Linked DNA regions of Homo sapiens: region 1 is linked to region 2. A link is an interaction called in ENCODE POLR2A ChIA-PET data of the cell type or tissue named here. Cell type or tissue: MCF 10A. All regions are shown on one strand. Each heading gives the region's core, and the rest is flanking DNA. Links, peaks and the distances in the headings are about the cores only. Region 1 overlaps SLC38A4-AS1 (SLC38A4 antisense RNA 1). Region 2 overlaps SLC38A4-AS1 (SLC38A4 antisense RNA 1).

What was found. Peaks named below come from ENCODE experiments on the same cell type or tissue, not always from the same donor. Only the 100,000 strongest peaks of a DNase experiment are listed, where the experiment ranks them.
Region 1: POLR2A ChIA-PET joins it to region 2 with 14 read pairs; 17 of 35 experiments call an interaction of 5 or more read pairs at or near these places.

Annotation. Positions count from the first base shown.
Region 1 is chr12:46,387,558-46,398,247 of GRCh38, reverse strand. It overlaps SLC38A4-AS1 (SLC38A4 antisense RNA 1), which reads right to left. Exons shown (of 4, transcript NR_125380.1): 2 at 10,276-10,501. Among named protein-coding and RNA genes, the nearest start is that of SLC38A4-AS1, 9.2 kb to the right of the region's middle. RefSeq lists an enhancer at 2,472-2,973. In MCF 10A, for the core only: no CTCF peak of the experiment used is centred there; a DNase peak (open chromatin) is centred at 5,407.
Region 2 is chr12:46,437,995-46,448,684 of GRCh38, reverse strand. The region is part of intron 2 of SLC38A4-AS1 (SLC38A4 antisense RNA 1); the gene reads right to left. All of the region lies in intron 1 of LOC124902923 (a long non-coding RNA gene), which reads left to right. Among named protein-coding and RNA genes, the nearest start is that of SLC38A4-AS1, 60 kb to the right of the region's middle. In MCF 10A, for the core only: no CTCF peak of the experiment used is centred there; a DNase peak (open chromatin) is centred at 5,784.

The DNA of each region.
Region 1 (10,690 bases), core at 1,598-9,597, 51 kb after region 2:
CATTCAGTATGATATTGGCTGTGGGTTTGTCACAAAAAGCTCTTATTATTTTGAGATACGTCCCATCAATACCTAGTTTCTTGTGAGTTTTTAGCATGAAGGACTGCTGAATTTTGTCGAAGGCCTTTTCTGCATCTATTGAGATAATCATGTGGTTTTTGTCTTTGGTTCTGTTTATATGATGGATTACATTTATTGATTTGCGTATGTTGAACCAGCCTTGCATCCCAGGGATGAAGCCAACTTGATCGTGGTGGGGAAGCTTTTTGATGTGCTGCCGGATTCGGTTTGCCAGTATTTTATTGAAGATTTTTACATCGATGTTCATCAGGGATACTGGTCTAAAATTCTCTTTTTTTGTTGTATGTCTGCCAGGCTTTGGTATCAGGATGATGCTGGCCTCATAAAATGAGTTAGCACTCCCTCTTTCTTAAAGCACTCGGCATCTAGGCCATCACTCTGTTCAGAACCCCAAAATGGTGTCCCATCTCACTCTAAATAAAAACCAAAGCCTTAGAATGGCTCAAAAGGCTTTCTTTGATTTCTTTTCTAGGAATTCTCTTACTCTAGATAACTACAGAACTCATTCCCTCAATTCTATTAGCTCAAATATGACCTTATCAGCCTGTGGGTCTTTCCCTAATGTCCATATAAAATAACCGCCTCCTATTTTGGGAGGCCAAGGTGGGTGGATCACGAGGTCAAGAGATCGGGACCATCCTGGCCAACATGGTGAAACCCCATCTCTACTAAAAATATGAAAATTAGCTGGGCATGGTGGTGCATGCCTGTAATCCCAGCTACTTGGGAGGCTAAGGCAGGAGAATCACTTGAACCTGGGAGGCGGAGGTTGCAGTGAGCCGAGATCACGCCACTGCACTCCAGCCTGGCAACAGAGCGAGGCTCCATCTCAAAAATAAATAAAAATTAATTAATTAATTAATTAATTGCCTCCCTAGACTCCCTCCTATGTCCCTTTCCAGGAGCTTCATATTATAATCTATGTTATATAATCACAGGTTTACTTATTTTATATAAGCTGGGTTTGTTCACTGCCATATTGGCAGCACCTATAACACTATCTGGCACATAGTAGGAAGTCAAGTATTTATGGAGCGATCTAGGGAAGGAATCCTAAGTCCTGGAAACTGAACAGAGTATGGGCACGTAACCAGCCTTCAATGTTTGCTTCAGAGAAGGCGAAGTTCTCAGAATACAAGTGGACAGTGCTAGGGACATTCTGTACACCCTATTTATATTAGGCTGGAAAGACCGCTCCCTGTCCCAGGGTAAGGTAGGACACAGCCGCCACAGTATCTCTGAAAAGATTCTACAATACCATAGAAACTTTTAAGTAACATCTGTTTGGTGCCCTAAACAGAGATGTATGAAAACACATTTCTATGAAGATGAAAAAAATTCAAAAACGAATAGGCTAAAATGAAAACAGAAAAGAACATGAAGCCACTGGAATAAGAAAAAAACACAAGGAAAAACAAAATGCCATACCAGAATTAAAGTACTCCTTTCAAGCAGTAAAGACCATTTGTACTGCAGAAAATCAATTGTGATGTGGACAGATAACTTGAGTAGCTCCTTTAAAATGCATAAAGGTGAAAAAAATACATAAACAAGATTAAAGGAAATTTCCCAGGGGTCTCACACCTGTAATCCCAGCACTTTGGGAAGCTGAGGCGGGTGGATCACCTGAGATCGGGAGTTCAAGACCCACCTGACCAACATGGAGAAACCCCGTCTCTACTAAAAATACAAAATTAGCCGGGCATGGTGGCGCCTGCCTGTAATCCCAGCTACTCAGGAGGCTGAGGCAGGAGAATCGCTTGAACCCAGGAGGCGGAGGTTGCAGTGAGCTGAGATCATGCCATTGCACACCAGCCTGGGCAACAAGAGCGAAATACCATCTCAAAAAAGAAAAAAAAAAAAGAAATTTCCCAATATATTAATGTCAGCATCTTCAGTGATTTTCCTGTTTATATATTTCTTCTATTCTAAACTTTTAATAATATACATATAAATCACAATAATCAAAGAGAAAAATGGAAAGTAATAATTTTATATACCTTAAACTGCTTATTCCTAGTTTCTATTTTGTGAGAGGAAAACTATTTCCTAGCCCCTTGTCCTCCTTACAGCCCAGCAATGTCATTCCTCCCCACAGCACTCAAGTACCTAAAAACTCATTCTACTGGAAATTATTGAAGGATCTGGCTTTTTCAATATGACTAGATCTAAGGAAGGTCCCAAAACTTTGGGTGAAATTAGAAGCACTGAGAAACAAACATGAAGCTGAGGACACTGTTTTCTTTATATTTCTCTACCTCTCACAGTGATGGGGACACAACCATTTTGTTAAAATGCCTGTTAGGATGGAGAGTGCCAATTTCCACTTACAAATACATATTTTGCGTATGGGATAACAAAATGTTCATAGGCTACTGAGACTATGTGTACATTAGAGTTCTGATGGGAAATCGGCCTATAATCCCATATCCTTAATGCAGTGGACTTAGCTGCTTCAGGAATACTTCCAAGACTGCAGCTAGGGTTTTTAAACCTCAGTCGGCTTTGCTGGCATGTGTGCTATTTCTTTCCCTCCTTCCCCAAATTTGCAAGCTCGTTTCTTCTTAAATTCTGCATTAGATGATGCATGAATGCGTTTTATTTCCTCAATGGAAATGTAGATGCTGCACAGCTGTTAAGACTTTAAATCACCAGGTGGTACTTGGAAGCAGGAACTAAAATGGTGTTGCCAGGGTAACCACACATTCTTCCAGCTATGGGAAGAGCTGCCATGTTTTCTATGCTCTAGGGAATATATGTTATTTTAAAAATTGGCTTAGTGCATATGACTATTTACTATTTAAAAAGAATACCCATTTCTTCACAAACCAGTGAAATGCTTTTTGATTACTCATATGCCTGAAAAAAACATAATATTTTATCTTTTCAGGGCATCAGTCCTCATCTTTCTTTGCCAATAGAATTTTAAAGATCCAGTAATAACTAATATTTTATGCTACCCATAATATACTAGTACATCTCATTTTACACCTTACATAGATTCACTTCAAATATGCAATCAGAGCTTACCATTTAAAGAAGTACCATTGTGAATTCTGTAAGGAAATGCATTTACAGAATGTATTTATCGGTTATGAAAATCCTTACTGCCATTCATAGTAAAATCTGAGAGGTAGAGGTGAATCGTCTGAGATTCCCAAAGTTCCACTGGAGTTGACAAACCTTTAGGGTGGTTTGAGACCATACAGACAAGAAAGCAGCAGTCCCACAACACCCAAAACAAAGCAAAAAGAAGTCAATGACACAAATATTCTTATATCTATCCTTCCTTCCTCCCTTCTTCCTTACTTCCCTCCTTCCTTCCTTCTCTCCTTGCTATCATCCTTTCTCCCTTCCTTCCATCCTTTCTTCCTTCTTTTAACATCTATTTACTGAGCTCTTACTTGGCACTAGGAACCGTGGCAGGTACTGGGAGACTTTCTGTAGGGACTAGATCCAGCAGTAGAGGTGCAGATGATACAATAGGCTCATCTTCAACTGTACTAGATTTTGTTAAATTGTTTTCCAAAGTGGTGATGTCAGTGAAATTCTCCCATGAGCAGTGCATAAAATTTATTTGCTCTACATCCTCACCAATACTTGATCTCTGGGGAATGTAAAATCCTACTTTCTGGTGGTTTTAATTTTGTGTTTCCCTGATCACTATGTTTATGGTTATTGGCCATTCAGGTTTTCTTTTCTGTCCACTGCCTGTTTATATCCTTTACCCATTTTTCTATTGGGTTGTCTTTTCCTCATTGATTTATAGGGGTTCTTTATACACAGTGTGTATAAAATTTTTTATATGTTTAAATCTCTTTCTCACTTTTCACTTCTTTAGGTATTGTTTAACATCAGAAATTTCTAATTTTAACACAGTCAAGTTTATCCATCTTTTTCTTTAATGTTTATGTTTTTGTACATTGTTTAAGAAATTCTTAGGTATTCAAAGGTGATACAAGATTTCCTTTCAGATGTTTAAAAATTATACTTTTCACATTTAGGTCTTCAACCTACCTGTGATTAATTTTTGTACAAGGCATGATATAGGGATATAATTTTACTTTTTCCCATATGGATAACTAGTTGTACCAGAATCCATTACTGAATCATCAAACTCTTCTTCTATATTACTTCTTATATATAACAAGTTTCCATCTGTGTGTGGGTCTGTTTCCTAACTGTCCTTTCTGTCCCATCAGCATATATGTCTATGCCTTTGCCATCACTGCCCTTCCTTGATTACTATGGCTTCATAATAAGTCTTGAGATCTATTAATGTAAAAACCTGTACCTTGGTCTTCTTCAAAATTATCTTAACTATTTTTGGCCCTTTACTCTTTGTATAGAGTTTAGAACAGGCATGTTGAACTGCTACTATCACCATGGGTCTTTTATACTACAGATTATACAGCTGGATTTTTATATACAAAGGTTAATCAGAAAACACACAATCTGTTACTTGGGGGCTCTGTTAATTGGCTACAAAGTTGTATACACAAATTCTAAAAATGCATGAACTTTGAGCACATTTTATGAATTAAGCATTGTGCAGGGTACCTTGCATATATTAATTTAGATGGTCCTCCCAGAGATGTTGTAAGGTAGATAATATAATCCCAAATTTACAGGTGAAGACACTGAAGATCAGAGAAGTTGTGTGGAATGCCTAAGGAAGGTGTAGTAACCAGCAGTAAATGTTAAGGTAAAGATTCAATTCTAGATCTTTTCAGATTCCAAAGTTCTTGCTCCTTCTATAATATCATTTCAGACTACGCCAAAACCTTCTAGTTTAAAACAATAAACATAATGTGACTACTATTTGTATTGCATTTAGGTACTCTGCATTTAGGGATATTATTTACAAATTGTCATTTGCCCATATAGTGAACAATTCAGTCATTTATTTGAAAGGCATTAAATGCCTATACTATACTAGGCACTGGGTACTCTTAAAAGCAGCTCAAAATTGACCTGAATGTCAACACACTCTGAAAAAAAGTTAGAAAAGGTGAAAATGTCAAATTAGCTGGGGTTCAAGGTTCTCCAATTACTTTGAAAAGCTGCAGATGCACTACCATTAATTTTGCTTGAGGGTTGTTAATTCGTGTGTGTGTGTGTGTGTGTGTGTGTGTGTGTGTGTGTGTGGTCTGAGCTGAAAACCCAAAGAATTTTAAGTCATTTCAAAAGATTCTCTAAGTTAGGACAAATTCACAGGTAGCTACTAATTTAGGTATTTCCCAATTTAGGCCACATCACATGTACTACACTGAGACAGTCACGTGGGAAAGGCTACTCGGCAAAACCCCTACAGGCCTGCACACTGGGGTGGAGCCACAGAAGTCTGCAGGGAGGAGCCTGGCCCCTCCTCTTTCTGGGTGAAACCTGGGATTCAATCTGCAAGGCAGGAAGCCCAGGGGCAAGAAGCACACTCTTTCGCCTTGCTGATAGTCTCCCTTTCCCCTTGTCTTCCTTTTCACCCAATAAAACCCTGCCTTAGTCACCCTTTAAATTGTCTGCGAGCCTAAATTTTCAATGCCCTGTGACAAGAACCCCATCTTCAGCTGAACTAAGGAAAAGTCCCGCAACAACACTACATGTAATTAAGTGAGGAAAGGATGTCTTATAATTTTAGGACTGGTTAATCACATGGAAATTGTGAGGACACGTCTCATTTTTTAATCAATAAAAGGTAAAAAGTCGGGTTCTCTTCCTATATTCTTTGGGTAGCACAGTATGCGGATCTCTGAGCTTTAGTTTCCCAGGTTGCAGAAAAGGAGAAAATTTTAATGTCCATCTCAAAACATCATGATATTAAATGTGTAATGCATTCGAAAAAGTACTTTATAAACTATAATGTATTAAGTGCATGTTACTTACTGTCAGATAAAAATTTAATAATCGAAATAACTGTTTCTAGAGCCTATGTGTGAGCTAAAAAGCAGTTTGTACTCATTTCAGAATGGGAAAGACTCAGGGCAGGGAAAGGAAAATTAAAGATTTCTAAACAAAAATAAATAAGAACAAAACAACACAAGTTATTTCAAGTTTTCTTAAGAATCAGAATAAATATATTTGAGACAATAAAACTTCTCAGTGCCTTTTTACAGGTGGCATCCTCCTTGTAGGGCACAGAACAGTTATTACCTGATCAGCATCTTCCAAAGTTCAGGACCACTGAAACCATAATAGAAGAATCTTGGGAGCTAATGTCAAAGAATCATTTTTTGCTATGCTTGATTTAAGTCCAAACTTTAATGTGATTTTAATCTATTGCATATCCAATGAGGAATTTAACTGTGATAATACTGAAAAGAAATATTGGATGAGAAACAAGACAGGCCAAAACCCACAAATCTCCTGGGGCCACTCCTGACATGATTCTATGTCAATAGACTGGTTTTTAGCCAGAGGCTTTTCCGAGCATTCTGTCTTTCAGTTACAGATTGCAAACCATTGGAAATAAAATGCATCATCTTAAATTGCAAGAGCACATAGAAAAAAAGTAGCAACAGCATTACAGAAATATGATTTATAGCTAAAAGGGTGTGATATTCTGATGCCTTTCTCCTTGCTTTTAGACTCCTGTAAGGTTCAGCAGGACCTTAACCCTAAATTAAGTGGCTTCATAAAACCTCTGATAGAAAACAGTCTTGGACTGTCAGCAGGATGTTTGTGGATTATCTTAAGTAATAATTAACAATCAACCATTGGATTCAATGACAAAAAATACTGAACCATCTCTTCCCCAGTTCCAGCTATTGAAGTAGACTATGACTGAAAAACAAAAATAAACAACATATTTCCTGAGCTGAAGAACAGAAAGTAAAATTCAAAAACCTGTCTTCATGGCTACCACCTTCAATGTGCCATTTGTGTACTGTACCATGTCCTGGGGGGAGCGGGTGGTTAGGGCTGAAATCCAGCCTGTACTCCACTTATCAGGCCCTGCACCCTGGGATGGGGCTGTGTCAGCCAGAAGGAAGAGAGGTCTTCTAAGCAAAACGCTCCATGAGTCTGAAATGCTGCAACAGCACAAGGCTAATTGTCACAAAACCATTGTATAGACTAGCGGGCCCAGCCTGGCTGGCTCAATAGTGACTCTCTAAATGACTTATGGAAAATCACAACTTTTTCATTTCCTGCAAAGGAAGCCCTTCACATTGTTAAACTACCAATGTTTGTCAATCCACACAAAGACTACCATCCATCTCCTGCTGACGGGTAACATCAAGGGTCTTTCTCTCAAAATAGAAATAATAGAAACAATTGTTATACAGCAAGGTCCTGGCCTTTCTTTAATCAATGGCATTCACTCTGCCACACTTTCCTCACCTTCTTGTCCTCTAGCTTTAGCCACAGCTGGATGGAAGCTCTAGAAAACTTTTCACAAGATAGGATTAATCCCAAAGATCATTTTTCTTTTAAATTTAACTAGCTGTTTGCTGCTTCAGCCATCACTTGATGTTAGCCTCTCTGACATGACAAAGACAAAATTTGAGATTTGTTTGTTTGTTTAAGCTAACACTTGAGAAGTACTTAACATATGCCAGGCATGGTTCTAAGTGCTTCCTTTACAAGTTCAGACTTAACTAAATCTTCATGAGTTATTATTTATCTTTCACATTCATGAAATTAAAGCACACAGCTAGTAAAAAGCAGAAGCGAAATGAAACCAAACAGTCTGGATCCAGAGTCCATCATACCCAGACTGCTTTGCTGTAGGTACTGCCCTACAGCACAACAGGTACCTCTGAACAGTATGTTTGCCAATATTCCCATTTAGTGTATAATGCCCTAGGTTACAGCCTTTGGCAAATAAATGGTGTTGTCCTTGATGCCAGATATCATACCTAAATTTTTAAAAATTTACTGTAGAGCAAAATAAAATCAAAAGAGCATACTAAGATGCAATATTCTCAAGTAAGACCAGCTAAGAAGGCTTCCATTGTATTCAGCAGAAAACATAATTTCTGCAGACAAATTTAAAATATTTGAAAGCAAAATGAAATGTTCACCTTTAGCTCTCCACCTTCTAGGGCCAAGTGATGCAAAAATTCCATATTCCTAACAATAATATGAATTATCAAGGAAAACATTCATCATCTTTTCTCTTTAACTCTTTTTTGTAAATTTAAGTTACAAAGCAAAAAATTTCAAATCTTGGTTTTTTAAACAAGGGAGGGAGCCTTTTAACCAGGACTTACTCATGAAATTTATGCTTCAGAATCACAATGACTATCACTGCAGCTTCATTAATAAGAAGAAACTAGAATACTACTTCTTAGATATATATCTTCCTAATGTTTCTAAATGAAATTTCCGGGACAAAGGAACCTAATGATCATTAAACCAGTACTTCAGATGAACTTCTAATCATTGTCAAAGGCAAGTCTGTGTGAAAATACATATATGTGTCTATAAATATGTATGTTTCATATGGTTATAATGGGTATCCTCTAACATGAAACATACTGCAAATTATAGTCGACTTAGAATCAACTTTATGAAGTAACTAGGAATGACTAGTTAATTAACTAACTCTGGCTTCCCCAAAATTCTGAAAGTAGATTTTTAGCCTAATGGGTTAAAAACATAAGTACTAGGTACTTACTGAGAGCACATCTGGAATCACTTTATCTTGAAACTGTTGTATAATGAGGTGCTAACATAACCAACTATGGCTTGCCCCCCACTGAAATGTGTGTGTGTGTGTGTGTGTGTGTGTGTGTCCTGGACTTAACCCTCTTCCAGTAGCAAGTTCAAATTCCAGAACAGTTTGTCCAAGGATCATGTTGGCAGGAATGTGCTTGTCTTGGAAACTTGTGGACCAAAATATGTTCATCCTTAAGAAAAGCACATCCTGCAGATAACAGTGACTGGCCAATCAGTGTTGTCACGTCACAGAACTGTGGGTTCTCATTTTCTTGCCCTCTTTCCAATATCCAGCCCATATTCAGCACTGCTTGTGTAACAAAAGGCAATAAGGAAGAAGTTGTAACAAATCCTAACAGCAAACAGACCAAGACTTGGGGAGTTGCAATCTGGGAAGCTGAGGGTCAATATTTCATAGTGTCATTGATGAAGCCTGTGAATTTACCACAGATTTTACGGTTGTCAGTTCACAAACTTTCTGGTGAAAACAGACTTCTATAATAATAATAATTGGATTGACTAATTTCCATGACAGGACATGAGTAGAATGAAGAGGCAGATGATCTGGGTTCTACCTCCAATCCAGCCACTAATCAGCAATTCAACCAGCAATAAGTCATTTTCCTGTCTGGCCTCAGATGCATTCATCCATAAAAAAAGAACTGTCAGATAATCTCTAAAATCCTTTCCAGTTTACATATATTTTATGACAAAGTTTTTTACCTAACCTCAAATATGTGTGTGTATGCTCATACACACACACACCCACACAGAGAGAGAATGAATCCAGACAATCTATCGAAGATTAAACCAGGCATGAAAATCCAGATGCTGCTGTACACTTTACAGACGATTCTTTAGTTATCATTTCTTCCTCATACAAGAGTGTGAGGGGCTCACTGAGACAGGTCTTGAGTTCCCCTCACTTGTACCTTTTAGTCTCTCTCATTTCCTCTTTTCTTAACCACTGTCACACCAAAAGAGGTACAGTATGGTGCATAAGTTTGCAAAACTATAAAATGATACCATTCTTTGATTCTTCATTCTTCGATGCCATTCTCAACCTTTTGCACTTGGAGAAACATAGCTATTTTCACTTTTAAATGTCATTTATATTAGCATATTGTGAGTTGGTTATTACTTTTAAATACATTGACTATCTTTTAAGTTTTTAGTCTTAATTTCTACTATAAATATCAACACATATAGTCCACATAAACAAAACTCTTTGTGGTCCTCAATACTTTTTAAGACTGCAAGGGGGTCCTGAGACCAAAAGTTTGAGAATTGCTAATGTAGTAGTTAAGAGGACAAACTCCAGATCCAGCTGCCTGAGTTAAAATGTCACTTCTATCACTTAACAGTGGTGTGACATTGAGTACAGTCGCTTAGTCACACAGTTGTTCTGTGCCTCAGTTGGGGATAATAACGATAATAGTACTGACCCCATAGGGTCATCATAAGGCTTAAATGAACTGATATATGCACCATGCTTAGAAGTGTTGTGAGCCATCATTCTCTTTGGCGCTATTCACCTACCTCCATTCCCCGTGGTTTGCTTGGTTTGGTTTGATTTGGTCTGGTCTTACTACTGCTGCCTCTCCGTTTGACTGGCAAAGTGTGACTGGCACTGCTTCACCAGGGGCTAAAGGCATAGCTGACGAGGCTCCTTCATAACCACAGCCACAAGTTCGCACTCCAGTGCTGCAGCACCCAGCTGTACTTTGAATTTGCCCTTCAGAGAGGCTCCATCAGCAAAAGTCAACTGGAAAATCAAAGCAAGCAATGCTAAGTTTTTTAAAAACACGCTATGTCAGATGAATTAGAATGTAAAGTAGAAACTCTAGCCTTCGGAATAAATCAATGAGAGGAAGGAAGTAGAGACAAAATGCAAGCAATTACATTCATTCCTTAAAAGAAAAGGTGGTATCTGCCCAAGCTCCCTCCAATTTGA
Region 2 (10,690 bases), core at 1,399-9,398:
AAGACAAGGCTCCCAAGTTGTCTAACCTTTCCTGTGATGACTAGTGGCTGCCAGGATTATGCAGATATTTTCAGAAAAACGGATATGCTTAATGTCTTTTCAAGGTAAAGGTAACATTTTAATAGTGAATAAGAAAGTAACTGCTTTTCTAAATTAATTTGTTGCTTTGAAAATGGGTGTGCTAGCAGCTTCTGAGGTTGCCCCTGCTGATCTTCTCTTCCCGGTATCTATGTCCTTGTGTGATTCCCTGCCCTAGAATATGGACTGGACTTAGTAACTCTAATAAATAGGATTATGTAAAGAGTTACTTCTGAGATTATGTTACAGAAAGACTGAGACTTATATCTTATTCACCCTCTCTTACTCTCTCTTTATTGAGAAGCCCATGGCAAGGAACTACCACCTCTAGCCAACAGCTGACCAGGACCTGAGGCATGCCAACAGGCACGTGGGGGAACTTGGAAGCAGAGCCTCAGTCAATTTGGCCTTGAGCTGACTGGAAGGCCGGCCAACCCCTCAGTCACAGTTTTGTGGGAGACTCTGACCCAAAATAATGCAGCTAAGCCACTCCTGGGATCTGTGACCCACAGAAACTATGAGATAAGAAATGTCGGCTGGGCACGGTGGCTCATGCCTGTAAACCCAGCCGAGGCGGGCAGATCACGAGGTCAGGAGATCTTCCTGGCTAACACAGTGAAACCCCGTCTCTACTAAAAATACAAAAAATTAGCCAGGCATGGTGGTGGGTGCCTGTAGTGCCAGCTACTCGGGAGGCTGAGGCAAGAGAATGGCGTGAACCCGGGAGGCGGAGCTTGCAGTGAGCCGAGATCGCACCACTGCACTCCAGCCTGGGCGACAGAGCGAGACTCCGTCTCAAGAAAAAAAAAGAAAAGAAAAGAAATGTCTGTTGTTTTACCATACTAATTGTGGGGATGATTTGTTATGCAGCAAGAGATAACTCATACAATTGGGGAAATGTTTCCTCATCATTGATTTAATGGCTAAAAGTAATGTGACTGTGTCTCATTAAAAAAAAAAAAAAAAAACAAAACAAACAAAAAAACCTTTCCTATCTGCACATTAAAAAAAAGATGAGAAACAGAATTTTCTAGCCTGTGTCTAAATAATTCAGATTATGAATTTGAACCAACTACTAAAAATATTAAAATGCAACATCTTCCAAAGAGTTTACAAGAATGACTAAATGATATCAGGAAAAACAGAAAGTTATTAATTACATTTCAAGAAAAACCTAAGTACAGTGTTTAAGACTGAAAAAAAAAACTGCAAAAACTGCATTATGACTTAGTTATAATGCCAACAAACACTCCTTCAATCGGAACTGCACTTCACTATTTGTGAAGTGTCTTGATTTAATTAAAACTAGAAATCAAAATAAACTGAACTTAGAACCAGTCCTTTAAATTACCCCATCATAAAGTGTTAAATCAAATTTTTCAAAAACATATCTGCATTTTCAAACACATTATTCATTCTAATGTTTAAGAAAATTTTATAGGAGCAAAAACTAACATTATCTTTAAATATTTCCTATTTAATTACATCTGTGTGTATTTCCGAAGGGATATAAGAAACTAATCTGATAGTGTATATATAAAAATAAATATATGCAAATAAACACATATTTGAAGAGTATATGCTCAAGTTATTTTTACTGGTAGGTGTATGCAATTAAAAGAGTTTATATAGCCCTGACCTCAAAGACAATTCCAAATGCTTTCCCTCAGTTGGCACAACCTATCTTTTTAGTCCTGGTCTTAGAGCCACTTGCAATTCTCAGGACACGATTGACTGAGCTTAGAAGCAGATCCTGTTGCAGAAGTCCCTTTCTACACCACTACTCCTATACCCACTCCCAAGTCCATGGAAGAATTCCTCCTCATATTTCAACGCCTAGCTTACTTGTCAAACAATTCATAACATTTCCTCCCTCCTTCCCCTCCTTTCACCTCTTAATGCTCTCAAAGTTCCTTTTTAACCCTTTTATTACAGAACTTACCATCCTATGTTATATTTTAAGGATTTGTTTCTGTTCCATTTACCCTTAACAAACCAAGGGCTTTCTACAAAATTTGCTTAGTAGCAGGTAGTATGCTGAAAATGCTGTTGAATACATGAATTAATGGATGAACTAATTTTTTCAGAACTTTTTTCCTGTGGCTCAAACTATAGCAAGTTGAAAAGGGAATCTCCTGTCTTATTCCAGTCAGATATCTGTATATCTCACCACCAACATTTAACTTAATAATTATTTTTCCAAAAAAAATTAAAAATTAATTTAAGTAACAGATTCAGCATTTCTGAGCAGATTTCTTACAACCGTGTAAGCAGCAATATCCTATGGTAAGGAGCCAGACTGTGTCAGGTTAAATCCACCTTTGGCACCTATTAACTCTGTAATATTGGATATATTAAATATCCTCATTGCACCTCCATTTCCTCATCTGGTAAAATGGGGAAAATAAGATATGGCACAGACCTTATCTTATTAAAGGTCCATAAATGTTGCTTGTTATCCTGTTGACGTTTTGCAGATGTATTAAATAAATATTAAGTGCTAAATATACTCCCAGACTAAGCCTCCCTGGACCTCCAGTGAATGCACACAGCACACACAGAGATAAGCATGTTAAGGACAGGAGCTCTGTCTACTTTTATTTTCATTGTAGCCCTAGAACCTGGCACATAATAGGTGCTCAATTACTGTTTGTTGATTGATTTCAGAATTCCCCATACATTTCTGCCTTATACAGATTTGAATCCACATTGTAGTTTCAGACTACCCTTTCCAAAAGCATTCTCAGGATGGCTATTGTCAGAATCAGGATGTGGAAAAACAGTTAATGTGGTTATGTTGCAGGAAAAGCTGAGAAGAAGACCTGAAAGGAAATGACAGTTCAATAAAGACCAACATTCTATCAGTAAAATAATGGGAAATGATTCATAAACGCAGTATTTACACACAAGTACAAAATGTTCTAGTACTTCAGAAAGTAAAGAAGGTTCATTTAAAAACAAACAACAACCTTGGCAGACTCTAACATAGAATTAAAAACTTTTAAAAATTAAACCAATTCTATTGTCAGAATTCTTTTGATTGTCAGCAGACTAGAACAAGATTAACTAGTATAAGAAAGAAATTGTACGGTGTCACATAGGTGCCAAATTTAGAAGACTGTCTCGCCAACTTAAAGGTCTCTTCAGGTGGGCCCGTCCATCTCTCTACCCCTTTCTCCACACATCTGTTCATCCCTCTGACTCCAGCCTCTCTCTAGATTTTTAGTTTTTTATCTCTTACTACGGGCAAGTTTCCTTGATTTGGCAGTGGAAAAAAAAAGGGGGAGAAAGGCTGCAAATGACTGCAAGCAAACTGCATCCCAGCTCACTGGCCAGAGGTGAAAGGTTTCCTTTCCTCTTAGCTGCATATAGGGTGGGAAGGGATGCTGGGAAGACCGGACAATGTGCATCCACCACATCCAAAAAGGAAAACATGCTCAGAATTCTACTACCACACACAAACTACATCTCATCTTCACACTTCCTTCCAACATTAATGAATAACTTTTAATTACTATCCTGGTACATATTTTTTCTTTTGGCTTTTTGTCTTAAGCATTTTACCTGTTCCTCCAGAGGCTTTATAATGACCAGATTTAAGTGTCTAAAAGTCATTATGCAATAATTCACCTATCATTTCCTTAATGATTAAAATTTATGTAATTTCCAGATATAGCTACATTTAAAATACATTATAATTATTCTCCTCTTACCTGAAACATGTTACTTTAAAAAAGTATCTCCTTAAGATAATTCTCAGAAATTGAAATAATGGGTGCAATGTTAAGAACATTTATATAGATCTGGTTCTTAGGATACATTATCAAATTTTTGTTCAAAAAGTTGTATTAAATTTCAGTGTCTCCACAATACATACGTGCTGCAGCATCACCATATCTTCATCAGCAGTGAGAATCATATGCAGATAAACGTTTAAGTCATGGTTCCTAAACATTCTCACTAGCTCAGAATGCCGTCATTAATCCTACTACACTTATGGCCTGACCTCCTCACCTGGGAAGACACAGGAAACTGCCAAGCATAGTTCTAGCACACAGTAGGCACTCACTAAAAGTTAGATAAAATTTCAACTGAATGTATTATGTTCCTATTCATGTTTCCAGGGAAGATCAGCTTTTGAAATGTTAGCTTTGATCATACTAACTATAGAAAAAAGATAAGCAAAAAAATATATATCTTCTGGTTACTTCTATGAAAACCTAAGACAGAAGACACAGGACTTACCTTTTTATCTGTCTACTCCCTTGATCTTCTCTTATCTCTGTTTTGGCAGAAAGGACAAATAAATCTGAGGGTTTTGTATTTTTTTTACACAGAAGCATAATGCAATTAGCACTGGTCCTTTTTAAAGACTGTTGTATTTTTAAAGATTAACCAAGCCTACCGTTGCTTAATTAATGTTGTGGGTCAAAACCCTGGATGCCCATCAGAATGACCTGTAGTGGGATTTTAAAATGTAGATATCTAAACCTCTTCCCAAATCCTCTGGTTTAGAATCTCCAACAGGTGGAGCCAGGTATTTGTAATTTTTTAAATCTCCACGAGTGATTCTGACACACAGCCATGGTTTGAGAACCAAATAAATCAACCAGTAATGAGGCATGAGTATTAATGTCAGTTATTCTTAGCCCTTCAATTTAAATTGCAAGCTAAATTTATTAGGGTTTTTTCCTTCTCCCTTTCTGCTGTTTCATGTGTCCATGTGGAGAAGGTTCCACAATAGCAATACTCCCCTCTCTCAACCAGTGCGATTGCTCAGCACCTCTGCCTGCCCTCTGCAGACCAGCCTGCAGCACCCATTCTGTCCCCCTACCCCAGGAAGCCTGTAGTTCTTTAGGTTTCCAATGACTGGCAACTGGGGATGTCCTCTTACTGCCTGACTGAAGGACTGGCAAGTCCCCTGAGCTAACACATCCATGCCACATTCTCCAGAATCCACTGACCTCTGGGACCCTCTCTCAATCTCCTTGTCAGCAACTGGGCCAGGAAAAGCGTGCTTATTTCTTGGGCTCCCTCAAACCCCACCTCTAGTTGTCTGTCTATGCATTTCATCTTCCTCGCTAGACAACATGCTCATTGAGGGCAAGTTTGCATATCTCTCCCTATGGTTTGTAAGGCTCAGAGCTTAGCACATACAGATACCAGACAGGTACGTGAAGAGCAAACATGGGCAGAAAACTGAGGTCCAATCTACACCTACGCCATGCCAAACACCACGTGAAGCCTTTATCTACCTTAGTTCATGCTACCCATACACACTCCTATGAGATAGGATTTAACATTCCCAAATTGCAGGCAAGAATAGAAATGGTCATCAAATGAAGTTCAGTCCATCAAAGACTATAGGCAAGAGCATTAAAAAAGTGGGATTGCATTGCTCTTTTTCTACCTGCTGCCTAGTTTTCTTGAGATAATTTACTGTAAGCACATAGCCGGAAGTCCACATATCCCTTATATGACAGACATGTAGTTATCTAGAGATGTGTTCTCTGTTGGAAATTGTCTAATTGATGAGATCTGACCCAGACAAGTGTTTTCTTTCGATGTTGTTCATTATCATGCAATCTTGGTATTTTAAATAGGATTATGCCGTTTGGGCTGGGCACTTAAAATTTCCCTAAGGGCCAAGGCTGAGTAATTTTCAGGTAATGAGCTTTAATGTCCAAGGAAAGAGACATCCTGAATCACCTTCTGAACCTGTGCCATGAATCTGCTGTAAAACTCAGTATCAGTAGTTCTAGAACCTCACATAATTGATCTTGTGACTTGAAATTGAATCACTTTCAAGGTTTCTTCCAAAGTGGTTTTGCCCTCCTGAACCATACTCTATTACAGCTACACTTATCCAGTCAGCTGAAGAAAAAGAAAATGATAATTCTCTGGTGTTCCTGCCTTTGTTGAGCAGCCTTTAAAGTCACTCTGAGCCCATTTCACCCTCAAGAGCAGAGGCACGCCAGAGGCAAACTCTCCCAGCCTGGAAAAAAAAAAAAAACACTTAGGTAAAATGCAGAGGAAAAGGAGATCTTACTGCTCGTGAGCCAGACTTAGGGATTCAGTCTTTCATACTCCAGGGGCTCTGAGTCACTGTGCTGTGGAAGTGATCTGAGTTATATAAATCCTTGTGCACATCACCAGAGAGAGACTCTATGTCAGTGTGCAATATTAGTGTGCAAAGTATAGTAAAATCTGTGAAGCCAGACCCCACTAGTTCAAAACTAGGGATCATAAAACCTTATACCTGGCACTATCTCCTGTTACAGATGAGTAAACAGGCTCATAGAAGTTGAGTGACTTGCCGGAAACCACATGGGTATTGAGTAGCAGGACAGTAGTTTGAAGGTAGTTCTCCAGAATTTAAGTCCAGTGCTCTGTTTTTAAAGAATATTTCCTGTAAATGCAGGGAAAGCTGAAATTTAACTTTATTCTAAGAAAAATATCACTTATAATCTAAAAAAGCCTAACTGAGGATATAGGTGAGGGTAAGCAGAAAGAGATATGTTTTTCCTACTTAAAAGAGATTACTGGGCTTGAGGAAGAAGTAGGAGGTAAGAATTAGAGGTCCACTCTTGAATTTATCAGCTGGGTAATTGAGGGGAAGTTAGTTGACTTTCTAGTTGTGAATGTCCAGTTTTTGACCTATAAAATGGACCTACTCACAGGGTTATTACAATTATTAAATGAAAGAGTACAGATAAACTAGCTGAAACTTAGCAGGTGCTCAATAAATGTTGCTACTCTTCCTTGAAACAGCTATAAATTAACACATTATTCTTATCCATTCAGTAGAGAGCTCTCCCAAGGACTCTTACTTCATGTTTTTTGGCCTTTTATTGGGTCTACTTATTGGCTTAATTGTTTATTGTCTGCTTCCTCCTACTAGAAGGTAAGCTAAAAGATAGCAGGCCTTTTTCTATCCAGTTCCACTCTTTATTCTCAGTTCGTAGGACAGGACTTGACCGATAGTGACAATTAGAAAAATTTGCCAGGCCAGGCACGATGGCTCATGCCTGCAATCTCAGCACTTTGGAAGGATGAAGCAGGCGGATTGCTTAAGTTCAGGAGTTCAAGACCAGCCTGGGCAACATGGCGAAACCCTGTCTCTACAAAAAATACAAAAATTAGCTGGGCTTGGTGGCACATGCCTGTTAGTCTCAGCTACTTGGGAGGTTGAGGCAGGAGGATCATCTGAGTCTGGGAGGTGGAAGTTGCAGTGAGCCAAGATCACACCACTGTACTCCAGCCTGGATGACAGAGCCAGACCCTGCTTCAAAAAGAAAAAAAAGAAAGAAAGAGAGGAGAAAGAAAATAAAAAAATAAAGAGAGAGAGGGAGGGAGGGAGGGAGGGGGGGGAAGGGAGGGAGGGAGGGAAGGAAGGAAGGAAGGAAGGAGGCAGGGAGGGAGGGAGGGAGGGAAGGAGGGAGGGAGGGAAGGAAGGGAGGGGAAAGAAAGAAAGAGAAAAGGAAAGAAAGAAAGAAAGAAAGAAAGAAAGAAAGAAAGAAAGAAAGAAAGGAAAGAGGAAAAAGAAAGAAAGAGAGAGAAAAAAGGAAGAGAAAGCAAGCAAGCTTTGCCAAGTAACATAAAAGAATTAACAGCTTCATAGGGAGAAGTGAACCCACTTCCCCCACCATAATCCTTTTAAGAAAAGAAGATTTCACTAATTCTTTTATCCTAAATTTTTCCTGTGTACAGAACATGGTTTTATGCATATTTTAACTTATGTATGTATATGCATATATATCCAATATCAAAATAAAGTATATACCCTTTATGAGGTAGTTGTTGTCACTGAAGAAAGAATAGATACTTGGGGAGAAACAAAGAGAAGCTCAATATTAATCTACAAATGTCTTACTTCTTTTACATTAAAAATGATAGACAAAGTCAAACAAGAGCTAATTTAATCAGAGGGGTAGAAACTGTGTGGGAAAATGGCATTGATACAGAAGAAATAGAAGCTGACCCTGTCCTAACAAATTTATGAAGTAAATAGTCCTATTCCAAGTTTACAAATTGGGGAATTGAGGCTTAGCAACTTGTCTAAGATCAAGTAGGCAGCAAGCAGCTGGACCAGGTGGGGAAGTGAGGACAGGGGTTTAGCCATTTAGACCCAACTCATGCCTGGAGGACTCAGCTTGATTTCCCAGCAGATCAGATTACCATTAGCAGAATTCCCAGTGTATCTGCCTCTGGAAAAACCTATATGATCATCATTATTAGAGCAGTGTCATTCCCCAGAGGAGTGAGATCGCTGAATGTCCTTTAGACAAATGATGTATTTGTGACTCATTGCCCTATTATAAATAAAAACACTGTGTTAGCCAATTTTCACCCAGTTATGGTCATTAATAACCCCAAAAAATCTCACTGGCTTTTTAACAACCAAGGTTTACTTCGCATTCACATTTCATGTGTTGGCCATGACTGTGCTCCACATGGCTTTTTCTTTCAGGATCCAGGCTTGAAGAAAGAACTCCTCCGGGGAACATGCTGAACTTGTGGCAGGGGGAAAGCAGAGTGCCAACTGCCATGGCCCTTAAAGCATTTGCCTGGAACTTCTACTCAGACATGGCTTACATCACGTCCTTTCACTCCATTGGCCAAAGCAAGTCACATGGCCAAGTGAGAAGGATAGATAGAGTCCTTCCTCAGGGAATTACTATAAATCGTATGGCTACCTTGCTACCAGCAGGCATTATACAACCTTTAAAGGGTACAGTGAGTAGTTGTGAAAAATACTGTAATACAATATTCCATGGATACCATGTTCTCTGCTTTTGTAATCAACAGGTAGGGTTTCTGTTTTCGTTTCCAACAAACATACTAACACTTGCTTTTTATCATTTCCATAAATTATTTGTTTCAGAGGCAACAGGCTGCTGGAGAAAGTATTTAAATATTCCCTGAAGTTCCCAGAAACTTTCCTTTTCTGGGGGAAATGCAACAAATACTAAACATTCATGACCCATTCTAATATTGTTCTTCCAAAATTATCATGGCCACACCAGGCTGATTTAAATACATTATTGTAGACCCTTAGATTTTTGCTATGTAGTAATACTTCAAAGGAAACAAACAGCATAAATGCCCAGAGTGGGTTCATTTTGTTAAACAATGGTTTCGAATTTTCCCATTGTGGGTATTACAGTCTAAGTAGAAGGAAATTCAATTAGAAGTGTCTGTGCTTTATCTAATGCTCAGCTGTCACCATCTTGAAATTCTTCATAGTTTTTGAACAAATGATCCACATTTTCATTTCGCACTGGACTCCGCAAATTATATAGACAGTCTGGCTTAGAATAGATATTCCCTCTTCTGGAACATTTCCCAATACTTCCGGCGAAACCAGGTACCTCTCCTAGGTGCTCACATAAGGCCCTGTGACTATGGCCCTTGACGCCCTTTACTGAAATTTATAGACTGTCTTCCCGTCTGGCCCGTGTGTTCCTTGAAAGCAGGAACAATGACTAATTCAGCATTGTATTTTCAGCATATACTATGCAACAAATATTTGATGAATAAATTAGTATCAGACATTAGTGTACCTTTGTAAAATTCCCAGTTTGTGAAACTTTTTCTCTGGCAGCTGAAAAACTGCTCATTGCTGCTCTGGTGTTTTTCCTGTGCTCTTTGCCAGGCACTGCCAAGTAAACTGACAGCAGCAGAGTGCCATTTTCCTACACCGTCAGGCTGCTGTGACTTTCCCTAGAGGGACCTGAGCCTTCAGCTGGAGTCTCACATCACTTGGATCTGTCCCCCAGATTGACTTTTTTCCTCCCATACAATATAGAAAATCACATACAGTATTTCACTTATGTTTAATACTTGAAATCTGTGGCTACTGCCAAAAGCATAGGACAAATGCAAATTACCATAGTCCAAAGGAAAAACTAGAAATTTACAAAGAATGCATTTTTTCACATCCCACACAGTAATTAATGGGTCTATTTTCAATTAATAAGGTATTTCTGATGCACGAGAACTAAGTTCAAAATAAATTTCAGCAAACCATAAAAGGATCTACATCTCTTTATATATACTTATCTTTGAATAAAAATAAACTGGAGCATGCGTTACTCATGTAAAAACAAATCTGGACAGTTAACCAATAGCCAAGTTGGGGAAAATATCTGTAAAATCAGCACTCTGTAGACAGACGTATGCAGTACGGTAAAGCACACAGACTTGAAGTACAAACATCTGTGAGTTCAAATCCTGACTGCTATTTACTGGCTGTGTGATCTTGGGTCATTTATTGAAACCTCTCTGAGCCAGTTTCCTCATTTGAAAACTGTGGATAATAATGTCTGTCACCTCATAGGTCTGTTACAGAGATTAAGAAGAAGATATATATGCAGAGCACGTAGCACAGAGCCTGAAACTCAGAAAGCCTCAACAAGTCATATTCACACCCTTCCAGCAGCACTAATGCCCTAATTCCCTCACATTCCCTCCTCTGCCTCTGTCCCATTCACATTCTATTCCTCTCTCCCCCTTCTCCAGATTAATCTCTAGTTACAGATTTGGTTAATCCCCAATGCACAAAAGTCAATAAATTATCTTTTTAAAGGAATATTCTCAAGCCTTTGGTTTT